2 separate regions of the Homo sapiens genome follow, and region 1 is linked to region 2. Evidence: read pairs that join two places in POLR2A ChIA-PET (ENCODE). Cell type or tissue: Panc1. All regions are shown on one strand.

Evidence for each region. ChIA-PET counts read pairs that join two places held together with the same protein. Peaks named below come from ENCODE experiments on the same cell type or tissue, not always from the same donor. Only the 100,000 strongest peaks of a DNase experiment are listed, where the experiment ranks them.
Region 1: POLR2A ChIA-PET joins it to region 2 with 6 read pairs; 2 of 35 experiments call an interaction of 5 or more read pairs at or near these places.

What each region holds. Positions count from the first base shown.
Region 1 is chr1:17,416,152-17,424,151 of GRCh38, reverse strand. RCC2 (regulator of chromosome condensation 2) reads left to right here. Exons shown (of 13, transcript NM_018715.4): 5 at 1,316-1,447; 6 at 1,861-1,949; 7 at 3,324-3,438; 8 at 7,506-7,672. Among named protein-coding and RNA genes, the nearest start is that of RCC2, 20 kb to the left of the region's middle. RefSeq lists enhancers at 1,347-2,101, 3,831-4,365, 6,305-7,175. In Panc1, a CTCF peak has its summit at 4,130 (motif pointing left); no DNase peak of the experiment used is centred here.
Region 2 is chr1:17,181,663-17,189,662 of GRCh38, reverse strand. No RefSeq gene overlaps it. Among named protein-coding and RNA genes, the nearest start is that of LINC02783, 4.1 kb to the left of the region's middle. In Panc1, no CTCF peak of the experiment used is centred here; no DNase peak of the experiment used is centred here; H3K27ac peaks cover 7,728 bases.

The DNA.
Region 1 (8,000 bases), 230 kb before region 2:
CGCATTGCTCATGTGGGGTCTCCATCTGTGGCCCGCTCACCCTGTCCTGCCGCATCTCAGTCCACTGAGACTTGCACTTGTTGCTCTGTATTCACATGCCTTTCACATGAACTTGGGCAGCTCCCATTGGAAGCTGGTGTATCTGCCTCTCCTGCTCGAGTGCCAGTGCTGGCCCTTCAGCCCGCCGTTCTTTAATTAGAGCGAGTCAGAGGCTGGTTTCCCTTCGTCGCAATTCCTTCTGTAGTCAGAGGCTGCTCCTGCAAGCCTTCTCCAGGACAGCTGGAACTCATCTTAATGGCTCTGCTGTCTGCCTTTATCACAACCTAAGGGTGAAAAGTTCATTGCTGGAGAAGGTTGCAAAACCCCCTAGAATTGCCCTGACTTCTCACCACTGTAAGATCTCCGTCAGTTTCCCCACGTCAGGTTACATGTGTGGTTTTTCTCTTATCGGGAGGGATCCGAGAGTGGCCGGTTGAATTTTTGTTTTGGAACTTGGTAGTTTGTGTTGAAACCTAGATGCGGTGTAGGGGCTCCCAGCCCTCCTTTTGGCCCACCCAACTTCCACGTCTGTTTGGAGTTGAATTTGGTTCTGCAGAGGACTTGGGGGTAGGGGTTGGCCCTCAGGCCTGCCTTCCGCTGGAATTCACAGATACAGGGCCTTGGTCGCACCTGCAGCAGTCCTGGAGGTGGGGCTGGGCGTGTTGTGTTGAGGGTGGATCTGTGCTTTGTCACCAGGGTTCCTGTGGCTGAGAGTCCTTGAGGGGCGATCCCTAGGGGTGGGATTGGCACTGTTATGTGAGCACCATTTACAGGGTAGAAAAAGGAAGAGAAATATTGGGCAGACACCAAATGGTCCTCAGTGGATGCCCAGAGCACCAAAGTGATTAAACTCTGGTGAGCCAGGTGTCAAAATGGGGTGCTGTCTTAAAATACATCTCAGAGGGTAGGGACGGGGTGGTTGTCTTGCAGGCACTCTAAGTGGGAACGGCGTGTTTCTGCGAGCATGCCCGCCTGTGCATGGTGTCCCTACCACACTGAGCCTCTCATTTCCCTTTGTAGCAGAGACGTGGGAGGTGTGCACGGGTGGTCCCGCTGCTGCCCCAGGGAAGGAGGTCCGGGGAGCTGCAGCAGGCGCCATTCCAGCGGGCAGAGGGCCGGGGCGTTCTTTGCTCTGGATCTTGGCTGTTGGGAATTTGGAGGGTACCTTCCAGAGACAGATGGGCATCATTTGAGAGTGTGTTTGTACTCGCCTTCTCCTGGTGGTGCCGCCTGGACCACCCTCTCTCTTTTCTACTTTCTCTCATGTGATCTGCAGGTCGAAATGAGAAGGGGCAGCTGGGACATGGTGACACCAAGAGAGTAGAAGCCCCTAGACTCATCGAGGGTCTTAGCCACGAAGTGATTGTGTCTGCAGCATGTGGGCGGAACCACACCTTGGCCTTGACGGGTAAGGAGGTGGCTGCTGGTGTCTCCTCTCAGTTTGGCAAGAGGCCAGGTGGTCTGCCTTGGGGATGGGGCGTGGGGTGGTGGAGTTCCCCTTGTGACTCTTGGTCAGGATCAGAAAGAGGCCCTGAGAACCTTGGCATGGAGTGGCTTCTTGAGGGCATTGGGAGCCTCCCCAGTGGCCATAGGAGGCCCATCTGGGAGTAGGAGACGCTGCCCTCTGTTTCTCTGCACACCCAGTTTCTGATGTGAAATGGCTTTGCTGTGAAGCGTCTGCACTGCCAGCTTTTGGGCAGTCTCACTTGCCTTCTGCCTGGCAAATGAGCTGTTTTTATTATTTTGATGCCTTTGATTCTAAATCTAGTTCAAAACATTCACCATTATCTTCCCTTTTGTGATATTTTTCCTTTCTTCCAGAAACGGGCTCCGTGTTTGCGTTTGGGGAAAACAAGATGGGGCAGCTGGGCCTTGGCAACCAGACAGACGCTGTTCCCAGCCCCGCGCAGGTGACCCCTCCTCAGCTCCGGCTCCATGGCTTTTTGTTTCTCTTTACTTTTGTGTTTGATTTTCTAAGGTGGGGTCTCCGTTTGAGTTAATTTACCCCTTGTAAAAACAGGGTCTGGATGTTTAGTTACATGCTGTAGAGTTTTTTTGTTTGTTTTTTTGTTTTTTGTTTTTTTTTGAGAACGGAGTTTCACTCTTTTTGCCCAGGCTGGAGTGCAATGGCGCAATCTCGGCTCACTGCAACCTCCGCCTCCCGGGTTCAAGTGATTCCCCGGCCTCAGCCTCTGGAGTAGCTGGGATTACAGGCATGTGCCACCACACCTGGCTAATTTTGTATTTTTAGTAGAGACGGGGTTTCTCCATGTTGGTCAGGCTGGTCTGGAACTCCTGACCTCAGGTGATCCACCCACCTCGGCCTCCCAAAGTACTGGGATTACAGGTGTGAGCCACTGCACACAGCCTTGCTATAGTTTTTAAAACAGGCTTAGTTTGTGGTCGGGTTGAAAACCATCCTGAAAACATTTTGTTTCCAAATGGAGAAATCTGTTAGAAATGCCTTGTCGTAAGCCTGTTCTGTTCCAAAGAAAGTGAGTGATGTTATATGGATGTAATTGTACTTCCCCCAAATACTTTGTTTTGACCTTGTATAAAGTCACCAGCCAGATGCTTAGAATACAAATACGAGATAGGCAGTCTTTTTTTTTTGGAGGGGAGACAGAGTCTCGCTCTGTTGCCAGGCTAGAGTGCAGTGGCGCGATCTCAGCTCACTGCAACCTCTGCCTCCCGGATTCAAGCGATTCTCCTGCCTCAGCCTCCCGAGTAGCTGGGACTACAGGCATGCTCCACCACGCCTGGCTAATTTTTGTATTTTTAGTAGAGATGGGGTTTCACCATGTTGGCCAGGATGGTCTCCATCTCTTGACTTCCTGATCTGCCTGCCTCGGCCTCCCAAAGTGCTGGGTGTGAGCCACCGCGCCCAGGAGATAGGCAGTCTTTTTTTTTCTAAGAAACTTGAGTTGGAGGGGTGAGATTTATACCTTAAAAACAAACTACTACTAAAGGCAGAAGAATGCTAAGTGCCTAATTAGTGGTCTAGGTGATGAAGGAAGGGAGGGACTTGGTTTTATTGATCTTAAAGAGACAGTGGCTAGGCTTTGAACTGCTCTGTGCTGGGAGGGTGGGGGTCTGAGGGTGCTTCTTTACATATCTTCTAAGCTTTGTGTTCTAGAAATGCCTTCAGCTTTTGCCTTCAGAATTACTGAGTTTATTAAACTTCCGTTTGTAACCTAGTAATTGTTTCCCACCAACATGCAGAGAGGTAGAGGCTTTTTATCAGTCTTTAAAAAAAATGAAAGTCTCCTTTCTTGTCTTTTCAGATAATGTACAACGGCCAGCCAATTACCAAAATGGCCTGTGGGGCTGAATTCAGTATGATAATGGACTGCAAAGGAAACCTCTATTCCTTTGGGTGCCCTGAATATGGTCAGCTGGGTATGGAAGTACATTTTTTAAAAGCTCTGTAATCTAACTGTATATATTCAGAACTAGAGATCAGTGTGGGGCTGCACACACGTGTTAGAAATGTGGGTAATTGATCTCAGATAATAGCCTTTGTCCGTTAAGTGGATCTCACGTTCAGCAGAACAGCGCGTCCTCATTCACAGGATTATGGAGTATTGCAACACTGCCTCAATGGAAAAGTTGGGACTGGAGTCCTACAAAAGATTTCTTTTTTTCTGATTTGGGAATTCATTTATATAAAGGGATTTCAAAGTTAAAAAAAAATCAGACCACCTTCATTCAATTTCACATTTAAAGATTATGCCTTTATTGAAAATGAGAAAATTACGGAAAATGAACGTTGTTCTGGAAACCCTGGCCTGGGCGATTATTTCGGGTTGCCACGTGAGGAGCCCTGGTGGACCCCCTCCCCGTGCGTCATCCCTAGCCAGAATCTAGTTGTCCAGAAACTTGTTTCTTCGATCTCATTGGTGGAAAAGGAGAATTCAGGCATCAGTTCTCAGTTAGTGGGGGGAGTGTCTTCCGACCTGATGGTCTCCATTCTCCTTCCCATCGGACCCTAAGTGCGGTTCCCTGAAGTGCGCTTCCCGGTTGTGGCTCTGCCTCCACTCCAGCCCCTCTGGGGAGGCCTCCGCGAGGTGTGGCGCGGGCGCCCTCTGCTGGCCGCGCGCGCTCCTGCAGCCGCAGCGCCTGGCAGATGGAAAAGGTAAAAATAGCGCCGAGCCCGCTGGCCTTAGCCTCGGGGAACAGTGACTTTGTGAAACTAAATATACTTCAAGTCAGAAGTGAATAAGAGAGAACAGCCCCTTACGCACATTTCACATTTCGCGTTGGTTGCCGTGGTGGAGCCCGAGACAGTTGGAGAGCGGTTTCCATGGCCACAGCCCTGCTGCGGTGCCCAGCAGCGGTCCGCTTCCTGCCACGTGCGCGCTCCTGCTGCCTTGGCCTCCCCTCTGCACCCCGGCAAGTCGATTTTCCGTCAGGAAGCATGACATGCTGTTGGTGATAAAAACGGCTCACTTTCATGGAGCAGTGACTGTGTGTGCCAGGCACCATGTAAGCACTTTGTACAAATTCGCAGGTGCTCAGTTACACTCAACTTGCAGGTAGTTTGGAAATCGGCTTGATTTGTAGCTACAGAATCGCTTATTCTCAGCGTATTACTTGCTTTAAGGCAGGTGTTTGTTTCGTTGTCCAAATCCAGATAGATCACTTTTAGAATGAACCTAAATCCGACTATGGCCGTGTCTCATCCACACACACTCATGCCTTGTGCCCCCTTTTTTGCAGTGCACTGAACTGGGCTGGGCAACGCCAAGATAAGAAAGACGGAGTCTCCCTCTGTCACCCGGGATGGAGTGCAGTGGTGTGATCTCAGTTCACTGCAACCTCCACCTCCTTGGTTCAAGCAATTCTCCTGCCTCGGTCTCCCAAGTAGTTGGGACTACAGGCGCCCGCTGCCACACCCAGCTAACTTTTTTTTGTATTTTTAGTAGAGACGGGGTTTCACCATGTTGACCAGGCTGGTCTCAAACGCTTGATCTCAAGTGATCTACCCGCCTCGGCCTCCCAAAGTGTTGGGATTACAGGCATGAGCCACCGTGCCCAGCCATGCCATTTAACTTTATTTTAAAGAGCTGTCACCCCTCTAGAGGGACAGGGAAGCCCGCTGTTCGATGTTTTCTGGAGTAGCTTCTGTCCTGTACTTCTGGAGAAAGCAGATGTGTGCAGCTCTTTAAAGGAGGTGGAAAAAGCAGTCACCAAATGTGCCTCCTCTCCTGTCTGGGAGTTGTGTCTGTTCAGTATCCACTGTGTCGATAGCAAATAAAAGGACTCTAATCATTTGTTGACTGCCTTGCTGAAACCTTGTCCGGAAGAGTGCAAGTGTTTAAAAATACCATTTTTGTGAGAAAAGTAGCGACATATCCGGAAATGCATTCTATTTACTGTGATGCTCTTACATTCATCGTAGCCTAGAAGGTGGGGGAATTTCTTAGTGGGGACCCTCAGACTTTTATTGTTTTTTTTGATACGGAGTCTTGCTCTGTCACCAGGCTGGAGTGCAGTGGCGCGATCTCGGGTCACTGCACCCTCCGCCTCCCGGGTTCAAGCGATTCTCCTGCCTCAGCCTCCTGAGTAGCTGGGACTACAGGCGTGCGCCACCACACCTGGCTAATTTTTGTATTTTTGGTAGAGACGGGGTTTCACCATGTTGGCCAGGATGGTCTCAATCTCTTGACCTCGTGATCCGCCGACCTCAGCCTCCCAAAGTGCTGGGATTACAGGCGCGAGCCACCGCGCCCGGCCAAGACCCTCAGACTTTTAAACGGACAGATGTTCCACTGGAAGGGATTATGTCAACAGTAGAGAACTGCTGTCATAAGACAGTGATAGTGAGCAGAGATCATGCCACCGCACTCCAGCCTGGGCGACAGAGCGAGACTCTGTCTCAAAAAAAAAAAAAAAAAAATAGAACCTGCTTATGAGATGAGTGTTATAAGGCGCCCTGTAAACAAGCCCAGGAGTTTTATTGTGTGTAGCGTAGTTGTGATTCCAGGGTGCAGTTGCTCCTTGGTAACCTGGGGGATTGCTTCCAGTACCCCCTGTGGATACCAAGATCTTAAGATGCTCAAGTACCTTATATAAAATGGCATAGTATTTGCATGTAACCTGTACACTTAAAATCATCTCTAGATTACTTCAGTACCTAATGTGATGTAAATGTTATGTAAGTAGTTCTACTGTATGGTCTTACTTGTATTGTTTGTATTATCTTTTTTTTTTCCTTGTTTCCTCCTCCCCCCAGATATTTTTGGACCACTGTTGGTTGAACCTGTGGCCATGGAGGGCTGACTGTATTTAAATAGCACAGTGCTCAAAAACACACATACCAATAAGGGCTGAGGTGCACACCAGCGTGCCGTATGGAGGGGGATTAGCCACAAGCCGGGGGCTAGTTTACAAACTGATAACAACAAGTTTTTTTGTTTGTTTTTTTTTGGAGACAGAAACTTGTTCTGTCGCCCAGGCTGGAGTGCAGTGGCATGATCTCTGCTCACTGCAACCTCCACCTCCCAGGTTCAAGCGATTCTTCTGCCTCAGCCTTCCCAAGTAGCTGGACTATAGGCACCCACCACCACGCCCAGCTAATCTTTGTTTGTTTGTTTTTGTTTTTTAAAGTAGAGACAGGCCTTCACTGTGTTGGCCAGGCTGGTCTCAAACACCTCACTTCAGGTGATCCACCCACTTCGGCCTCCCAACGTGCTGGGATTCCAGGCGTGGCCCACCGTGCCCAACCAAACTGATGATCACAGTGTGGGAACAGGAGCAGTTTAAAACTATAAACTACTTAGCAGCCCTGCTGCTGCAGGTGGCTGCAGGAGCTTGGGTGTCTGGCGTGTTCTCAGGACTGGAGCAGCCGGGCTTCTGGTGTGTGGTGTGCTGAGCTGGGTCTTTGCGAACCAGTCCCTGGGTCATTCGGAGTGTGGGAATTGCAGGCTTTAGCCACCCGTAACCATACGTTTAGGTTACTGGTAATTCATAAAAACAGAGGCCTGGGATTGTGTATGGAGCTTTTCTGTCTATTCTTGGTCTTTTAGGGGCTCCTTGTGGTCCCTCCAGTGGGGTAGAGATCTTACTTGATAGACCATTCCTTGATCAGCAGCTTCAACTTTTTTGACTGCAACCCATTGTAAGAAATAAGTTTTCTTTTGCAACCCAATCTGAACGTATAATACCTTACCTGGAATTGTTGTAACATGGTGCCATTATTATGTGTAGAGTATTCTTTGTCATTCTGTTCTATTCGTTTTTAAAAAATAACTGGTCTTAGCTCACAAAATTGATTTCACTGACCCACTCACTGTGCTGTGCCTAAGATTGGAAATGCTGCCTTTGTTGACCAACGTGTGCTGGTCTAAGGCCCAGAAGGGCCAGATTGGGGTGCTGCCGGGGCTCACTACAGAGTCCGTGTGAGCACACTGACACGTCCCTTGTGCTTGTGCTGCTGCTGATGGCCGGCTCTGTGGTCTCTACAGGACACAACTCAGATGGGAAGTTCATCGCCCGGGCACAGCGGATAGAGTACGACTGTGAACTAGTTCCCCGGCGAGTGGCCATCTTCATTGAGAAGACGAAAGATGGACAGATTCTGCCTGTACCAAACGTGGTTGTACGAGACGTGGCCTGTGGCGCTAACCACACGGTGAGGCTCGGCTTTTCTCACTTCCTGAGAGTCGCACCAGGATGGAAGGGGTGTTTATGCTCAAGTTTCCTGACGCTTGGCTTTGGCTAGGAACTGATCCCAGGTAGACATCTGCTTGCTTCTTCAAGAGGGCTTTGCACCTTGGCCAAAGGGTCCTTGGTCCCAGGGCAGGGTTCCCTGTCACTGCCTCCTATGTTAACTTCTCCCGTGATTTAAATAGACACATCTTAAACACGTAGATGTTTTGCCGCCCTCACCTGCACCTTAAGGTAAGCACTTTCTGCTTTTGGCTTTTATCTAACATAACATCACAGACATCTTTCCAGGT
Region 2 (8,000 bases):
TAACTCACAATCCTTACATCTGACAAAGAGCTCGCATCCAGAATTTATAAGAACACCTACAAATAAATATGAAAAAGGCAGACCTCCTGATTTTTTTAACGAGCAAAAAAAATTCGCCGGGCTTGGTGGCTCACGTCTGTAATCTCAGCACTTTGGGAGGCCAAGGTGGGTGGATAACCTGAAGTCAGGAACTCAAGACTAGCCTGGCCAACATGGCAAAACCCCGTCTCTACTAAAAGTAAAACAATTAGCCAGGTGTGGTGGTGCACGCCTATAGTCCCAGGTACTCAGCAGGCTGAGGCAGGAGAATTGCTTGAACCTGGGAGGCAGAGGTTGCAGTGAGTCAAGATTGCGCCACTGCATCCCAGCCTAGGTGAGAAAGTGAGACTCTATTCCCCCAAAAAAGAAAAAAAAAATTGAACAGGCACTTCACTTAAAAACATAAAAGATACCAAGAGGCCAATAAACAGAGGAAAAGATGCTCAACTTCTTTAGTCACCAGGGAAATGCAAATGAAAACAAAAAGAAGACTCCACCACCAGGATAGCCAAGGTTAAAAAGCCTCACAATACCAAGTGTTGGCGATGTGGATGTGGAACAAATAGAACTCTCAGACACTCCCTGTGAGAATGGAAATTGGTAGGATCACATTGGAAAACTGTTGGCAGTATCTATTAGACTTGGAGCACAATACATACTTTCCCTGTGATATGTGTCCCCACCCAAATCTCACATCAAATTGTAATCCCCACGTGTCAAGGGAAGAACCTGGTGGGAGGTGATTGGATCATGGGGGTGGTTTCCCCCATGCTGTTCTCGTGATAGTGAGGGAGTTCTCATGAGATCTGATGGTTTAAAAGTGGCAGTTTCCCCTGTGCTGTCTCTCTCTCCTGCTGACTTGTGAAGAAGATGCTGACTTCTTCTTCCACCATGATTGCAAGTTTCTTGAGACCTCCACAGCCATGCAGAACTGTGAGTCAATTAAACCTCTTTCCTTCATAAATTACCCAGTCTCAAGTAGTTCTTTATAGCAATGCAAAAACAGACTAATACGCCTATGACCCAGCAATTCCACTCCTAGACACTGTAGAAGAATGAGACCATTTCCCACCAAAAGATATGTACAAGGACATTCATAGCAACTTTACTTTCAATAACCACAAATTGGAAATAACCCACATGTCCATCAATAGAGAGAGGGATACATACATTGTAGTATCTTCATTAAATGAAATACTATACAACAATGAAAAAGAACATATCACAGTTCCATGTGACAACAAGAATAAACCTCACAGACATATTGATGTGCAAGAGAATCCAGACACAAAAGACTAAATACTGCGTGATTCCATTTATATGAAGTTCAAGAACAGGCAAAGCTAACCTGTGGTGATAGAGATCAGAAAAGTAATTACATTTAGAGGAGGCAGCATTGACTAGCAGCAGGCATGAAGAAGCCTTCTGGGGTGTTGGAAATGTTCTGTATCTTGATCTGAGTGGTGATTACACTGCTGTAATTATATGTAAACATACATTGGGCTATACACTTAAAATTTATGTACTTTGTGTATAGGAACTTCAATAAGCAATTAAACATTTTTTTCCGTACAGTGAAAACACGCCCAAACCAGGATAGAAACCAGAAAAGCCATTGTCAGGTAACCACATGTACAACTGGTGGGGTTTAGAGTCAAAAACCTTCCAGAAACAGCATTCACTACAAGATTTTTATTTTATTTTATATTTTATGTTATTTATGAGATAAGGTCTGGCTCTATTGCCCAGGCTGGAGCTCAGTGGTACGATCTCGGCTCACTGCAACCTCTACCTCCTAGGCTCAAGCCATCCTTCCAACCTCAGCCTCCTGAGTAGCTGGGACTACAGATGTGCACTACCACACCTGGCTAATTTTTGTATTTTTAGTAGAGACAGGATTTCTGTATGTTGCCCGGGCTGGTCTTGAACTCGTGAGCTCAAGTTATCTACCTACCTCAGCCTCCCAAAGCGCTGTGATTACAGGCGTGAGCCACCAGGCGAGGCCTGCTACAAGATATGTAAAAGCCCAAATTTTAATTTACAGATAAAGCCAACCCATCGTCTTAATTTACCAGGCAGGAGGTTGTGATCTGGGGTCAATTTGAGCTTCTCAGGCTGTGATCTAGATCCACAAAGCCCCTGAGAAAACATGGCCCAGCTCCCTGCAGCAGCATCAATTTACCCAACAATTTGAGAGAAAAAAAAAGTATTTGAAAATGTTAAGACAAATCTGGCCGGGTCATGGCAGGGCCCCTGCTGGTCCATAAGGCACCTCTGTGCAAAGTGAGAAAAAGCATGCCCCTTCTTTGGGATAGATGCAGCCCCACTCAGGCACAAAGCTTGGCAAGAGGCGCTCGGATGGGAAGTCAGCCCCAACTCCTCCTCTGTATGCAGTGAACAACCTGCCCAAGCATTCGCAGCAGGCCTGTATTGCGGAGTGGAACTCAATTCACACGTGCACAGATATTAAGCAGGAAGCTTCAAGGAGATTCTCTGCTTGCAGCCAGCCTGTGCAGCTGCAACCTCTGGTTGCATGAATCTACTTGTGCCTTTACTGAGGTGTCAGTTTTGAAAAGTCTCATGTAAAGCGACCCTTTACATGAGGCTTTCAGAGGAATGGGCTTGCAAAGCCAGAGGAGAATAATAAAAGGCAAGGAGGAGGAATGATGCCGGAAGAAAGGATGGGGGTGGTTAGGAAGGCTCCCAGACAGGCCCCTGCCCTGCCCTCTGGGTTATCTGGACTCAGTGCTAACAATTAGGTGGAAGTGAGGGTTCTCTCTTCCCCACTCATGTGGGAGGGGCCTGTCTAATAACACAAGCTGGGTCACCAGCTTGGAAGCAGTACTGGGCCAGGATTCAGGATCCCTAGGTCCCCGTCCTAAGACCCTGGAGACCGGCTGTGCAACCTTCTGCCCTCTCTGCAAGGAGGGGCTTGGGTAGCTGATGCTCAGGGGCCTGTCCAGCTCTGACTCAGTGAGACCAGGTGAGGCTTACATCTCCTGAGGCCTCTCCCCTGCCTTCTCCCAAACAGCATCCCAGTGCCCCCAGCCTCCATGTCCCCCTACAGATCCCCCCAGGTAACCCATAGTGAGGCCAGCCAGGGTTGGGCGGAGTCTGAGAAGCAACCAGCTCCAACCTAGGCGTGAATCACCCAGCCTGCCCTGGCCCTCTGCCCTGGGAGCACGGGGTGCCAGCACAGCCTGGCACGGTGGGCACCTGGTTCTGAGCCACCTCTTTGCCTTAATACACGCTTCCTGCCCCACTTCCCCTCAGCCCACGTGCATCCTCCTTTCTCCCAGACACCCAGCACAGGCCGCCCAGGTGCTGGCTCTGAAGGAAGACAGTGGGGCCCACAGTCTGAAGAGGAGGCTCAGGTCATGCTCAGTGAGACCCCAGACTGAGCATGGAGACAAAATGCCTGTCCTTCAGGGGCCTCCTCGCTGATCGGGGAGGAACAGCCCCTGCGCTTGGAAGCTTCCAATCTGATGGGGAGGCATAGCCCTTGAACACACAGATCATCTAGTCTGATGGGGGAAACACAGCTCCCATGGTATAAGAATTAAGGAGTAGGCAATGCTCCCTCTCTCTTTTGAGAACCTTCTAATCTAATGGGGGAGACACAGCCCTGCCCTGGAGTCTTTTGATGGAGGAGCTCTCAGGACACTCTTCCTGCAGGTGGAAGGGACTCACTGCTACCTTCAAGACCCACCTCTTTCTGAGGGTGGAGACGAAGCTGCTGCTGTCCTCAGGGGTCCTGGTCTGATGGATGAGATGCAGCTCTGGTCCTCAGGAAGCCTCTGGTCTGATTCCTTGTCTGATGGGGGAGGCAGCACACCCAGCAGATGCAGCCAGCAGCCAAGTCACAAGGCCTCTTCTGCCCATGTGTGCAGAGCTCCCTCTGGGCATGTGGTTCTGGGCCAGGGTGGGAGGCCAGAGCTGAGATGAGAGGTCTGGGCTGGGGGATATGGGGAGGGTCACCCAGGGGCTGAGAGCCACTCTTCACCAGCTCGCTGCTCACTCCTGGCAAGGCACTGTCACACACTGCCGAGTGAGGCCAGCCAGGGATGGGCCTCCCTGTTTGACAGATAGGGAAACTGAGGCCCAGAAGGAGACGTGACAGGACCAAGGCCACATAGGAGGCAGGACTCATGCCCCAGTTTATCTCCAGAGGGTAAGCGGGAGGGAGATAGGCACCAAGACGAGGCAGATGACAGGGGGAGCTGGCCAGGAAGGCTCAGGCAATCGGGCACTCTCTGCTCCAGTGCCCCCGAGATGGCCTGTCCGGAGCTGGCCTTTCTCAATCCTGTTTGGAAAATGACTTTTATGTGAAGGAGACCGGCTGCCCCGCCAGGCGTTTATGAGCCTGGCTTATTGGTCTGGACTAGCGAGCCTGGGGCACAGCTTCTGCATGAGCCAAAGGAAACACTTGCCAAGGGGCAGCCCTGGCCAGTCCATAGCTTCTCTGAAAGTCAAGGCTGGGAGCAGGCTGGGAATCCCCAAAGGTCAGAGCCAGAAGGGACCCAGGGGATGAATTGGTCCAACCCTTGCCTTTTACAGATGGGAATGGTGAGGAACAGAGAAGGGTGGCGACCTGCCCAAGGTCACCAACACTGGCTCCCAATCCCTGGCCAGGGCTCTCTGCAGCACTGGAGCCACGTGGAGCAGCACTTCCCCTCCAGCTGTCCTTGTGGGGACAGGTCAGGATGTCGGATAGGTCTTCTGTATTCGGGTTTCTGGGGGGCTGCCCTTTGTTTTTGTTTTGTTTTGTTTTGTTTTGTTTTTTGAGATGGAGTCTCTGGCTCCAGTCACCAACCAAGTCCCAAGGCCTCCCAGGCTGGAGTGCAGTGGCATGATCTCAGCTCACTGCAAACTCCACCTCCCGGGTTCAAGCGATTCTTGTGCCTCAGCCTTCCAAGTAGCTGGAATTACAGGCACCCACCACCACGCCTGGCTAATTTTTGTATTGTTAGTAGAGATGGGATTTCACCACGTTGTCTAGGCTGGTCTCGAACTCCTGACCTCAGGTGATCTGTCCGCTTCGGCCTCCCAAAGTGCTGGGATTACAGATGTGAGCCACGGTGCCTGGCCTAGGGGGCTGCCCTTTGTGGGGCTGTCCTCCTGGCTCTGTATCCGCCCCTATGGCATCCTTTGAGGAGGCTAACCCAGGACCTGGCCATGGCATCTGGCCCAGAGCTCTACACTTAAAATGTATGCACTCTGTAGAGGTTTGTACCACCCCTCCTCCCTGTCCCCACCCCCACCAGCCACCAGGATCCCCAAGCAGGGGAAAGGGCTCTGCTGAGACAGCTAAGCTGCTCCCACTAGGGAAGGAGTGGAACTTACTGTTTATGGGCCACCAACCCTGTGCCAGCCCAGAGCAGAGCACTTGAACATAACATTACCTCATTCAAGTCTTAACGGTTGTGAGACCAGGCATCTTTATGAGGAAAAAAAGGAGATTCCAGATGTTGAGACACTTTGCCCGAGGTCACGCAGCACCACGTGGGAACCTGGGATGCCAGCCTGGCTCGGTCTGCTTCCAAAGCGCACGCTTGATTTCCCCACTGTGTTAGCAGCCTCCAGAAGGGCCTCAGGCGATGCCCGCCTCCTCCAGGGAGCGCCCAGAGCATCCTGTCACCTCAACCCCTGACTTGCAGGGGCTAGGCTCTGTCCATGGTTCAGAGCTGGCTGTGCCCTCAGTTGTAGCCCCGGCTGTGGGGCTCCCTGAACTCCCTGGGGAGAAGTGATGGGACAGGCATAGGCAGACCTGGCCTTGGGACACATTCAAGCCCATTGAGATCCCCAGGCCCACTCAGGCCTGCATGGGGGGCCCAAGGGCTCAGCTAAAGAGGATTCATGGGCCAGACTCTAGTTTCACAGTTCAAGGCTGGGATGGGAGTTCTGAGGCTTGGGCTCCAGCTGAACTCTGCCATGGCCTGCTGTGTGACCTTGGGCATCTTGCTGGACCTTTCTGAGCCTTCATTGCTAGGAGCTGGTCACTGACATCCTGTGATACGTGGGTCTACATGTGCCTGGTTAGATCCAAAGGTTCAGGCAGAACCTTTGCTCAGCAGGAGGGGCAGAGGAGGGGAAGAGAGCTGGACCGGGACTGGGTATGACCTACTGGGCTGGGCCTCTCCAGTGGGACTTTGCTGATGGCATTCTTCACTGGTTGCCACATCAGCAACTCTACCAGAGTGGAGGGTGGCCTGGTGGTCCCTCTTGCAGAAAGTCATGGCAAGCCTTGAAGATTATGGGTGCAGGACTGAGGGCTGGGCCACTGATTCCGCTTGTTTTATGGTTATAGAATGATTTGGGTTCTCCATTTCTTGTGTTACAGCTCAGTGACGCACTGGAGGCTGGCTCTGGAGAGCAGATAATGCACATCTCTTCCCAACACCACACTCAGGGATGTCACACTGGCCATGGTGGGAGTATTTACACCATGGAAACTGGTTAGCACTACACGAAAGGGGCTTTTATGTGTGCGGCATTAGGTTGGTTGGTTTGGAAAGCCAATTGTTAAATATTTATCAGAACACCACACGGGTTGTGTGGATAAGTTAGATTTTCCAAGAAACTTGTCATTTTTATCTAAATTTCCACATTTCTTGGCATATACATTCTTTTAATTTAAATTTAAGTTGCTTCCTCAGTGCAGTAGGCAGCATGTCAGTCTCATAAATTTAATTTTAGCAACTAAAGGAAAAACGCATAAATTGGACTTCATCGAAATTTAAAACTTTGGGCCAGGCACGGTGGCTCACGCCTGTAATCCCAGCACTTTGTGGGGCTGAGGCAGGAGGATCATGAGGTCAGGAGATCGAGACCATCCCGGCTAACACTGTGAAACCCTGTCTCTACTAAAAATACAAATAATTAGCCGGGAGTGGTGGCAGGTGCCTGTAGTCCCAGCTACTCAGGAGGCTGAGGCAGGGGAATGGCATGATCCTGGGAGGCGGAGCTTGCAGTGAGCCGAAATCGTGCCACTGCACTCCAGCCTGGGCAACAGAGCGAGACCCCGTCTCAAAAATAAATAAATAAATAAATAAAATTTAAAATTTTGATGCTTCAAAGGACAATATCAAGAAAGCGAAAAGACCATCCCCAGTGGGGAGAAGATATTTGCAAATTGTGAATGCAATAAGGCTCTAGTGTCCAGAATATGTAAAGAATGCTTATCACTCAACAATGAAAAGATTACAAAGTGGACAAAGAATTTGGGTAGATAGTTCTCCAAAGAAGATATACAAATGGCCAATAAGCCCATGAAAGATACTCCATACCATTAGTCAGTAGGGAAATGAAAATCAAAACTGCAATGAGATACTACCTCACACTCACTAGAATGACTATAATCAAAAAGGCAGACCACAACAAGTGTTGACAAGGAGTTGAAGAAGCTGGAAGCCTCATACACTGCTGGTTGGAATGTAAATGGTGCAGCCACTTTGGGAAACGCCGGTGCAGCTGCAGCGCTGTGATAGATTGACAGCCCTTCTACCTCTGGGGAGGAGGGGAATGTGACAGGAAGGGGCTGCTGGCCTGGGGCTCCTTCAGGGAGGATGCAGACACTTTTCTGGAGGCCTGGGCTCTGTGTGTTTGCAGGTACAAGCTTGGCTCCCCAAAATATTGCAGGAGATGGGTGTCCCCTCTCTTGGGGTCCCCCAAGGGCTAGTAGGTCTGAGATGGTACCAGTCTCCTCCAGAAACAGAGGTGGCTTCTTCCGTTTCCTGTGGTGGCTTCTCTCCGTTTCCTGAGTGTAACACAAGGTTACGCTCTTGTGTGCCTGTCTTGTTAAGTTCCTTTATTTAAGACTTCTCTTTTTCCCATTGAACCTTGCCAAAAGTTCATCCATTTAATTAATCTTTTCCAAGAACCAACTTTTGGATTTTTGTTTTAGTCCTATTTTTTTCACCAATTCCCACTTTTACATTTATCTTTCCTTTTGGGGGGTTAAT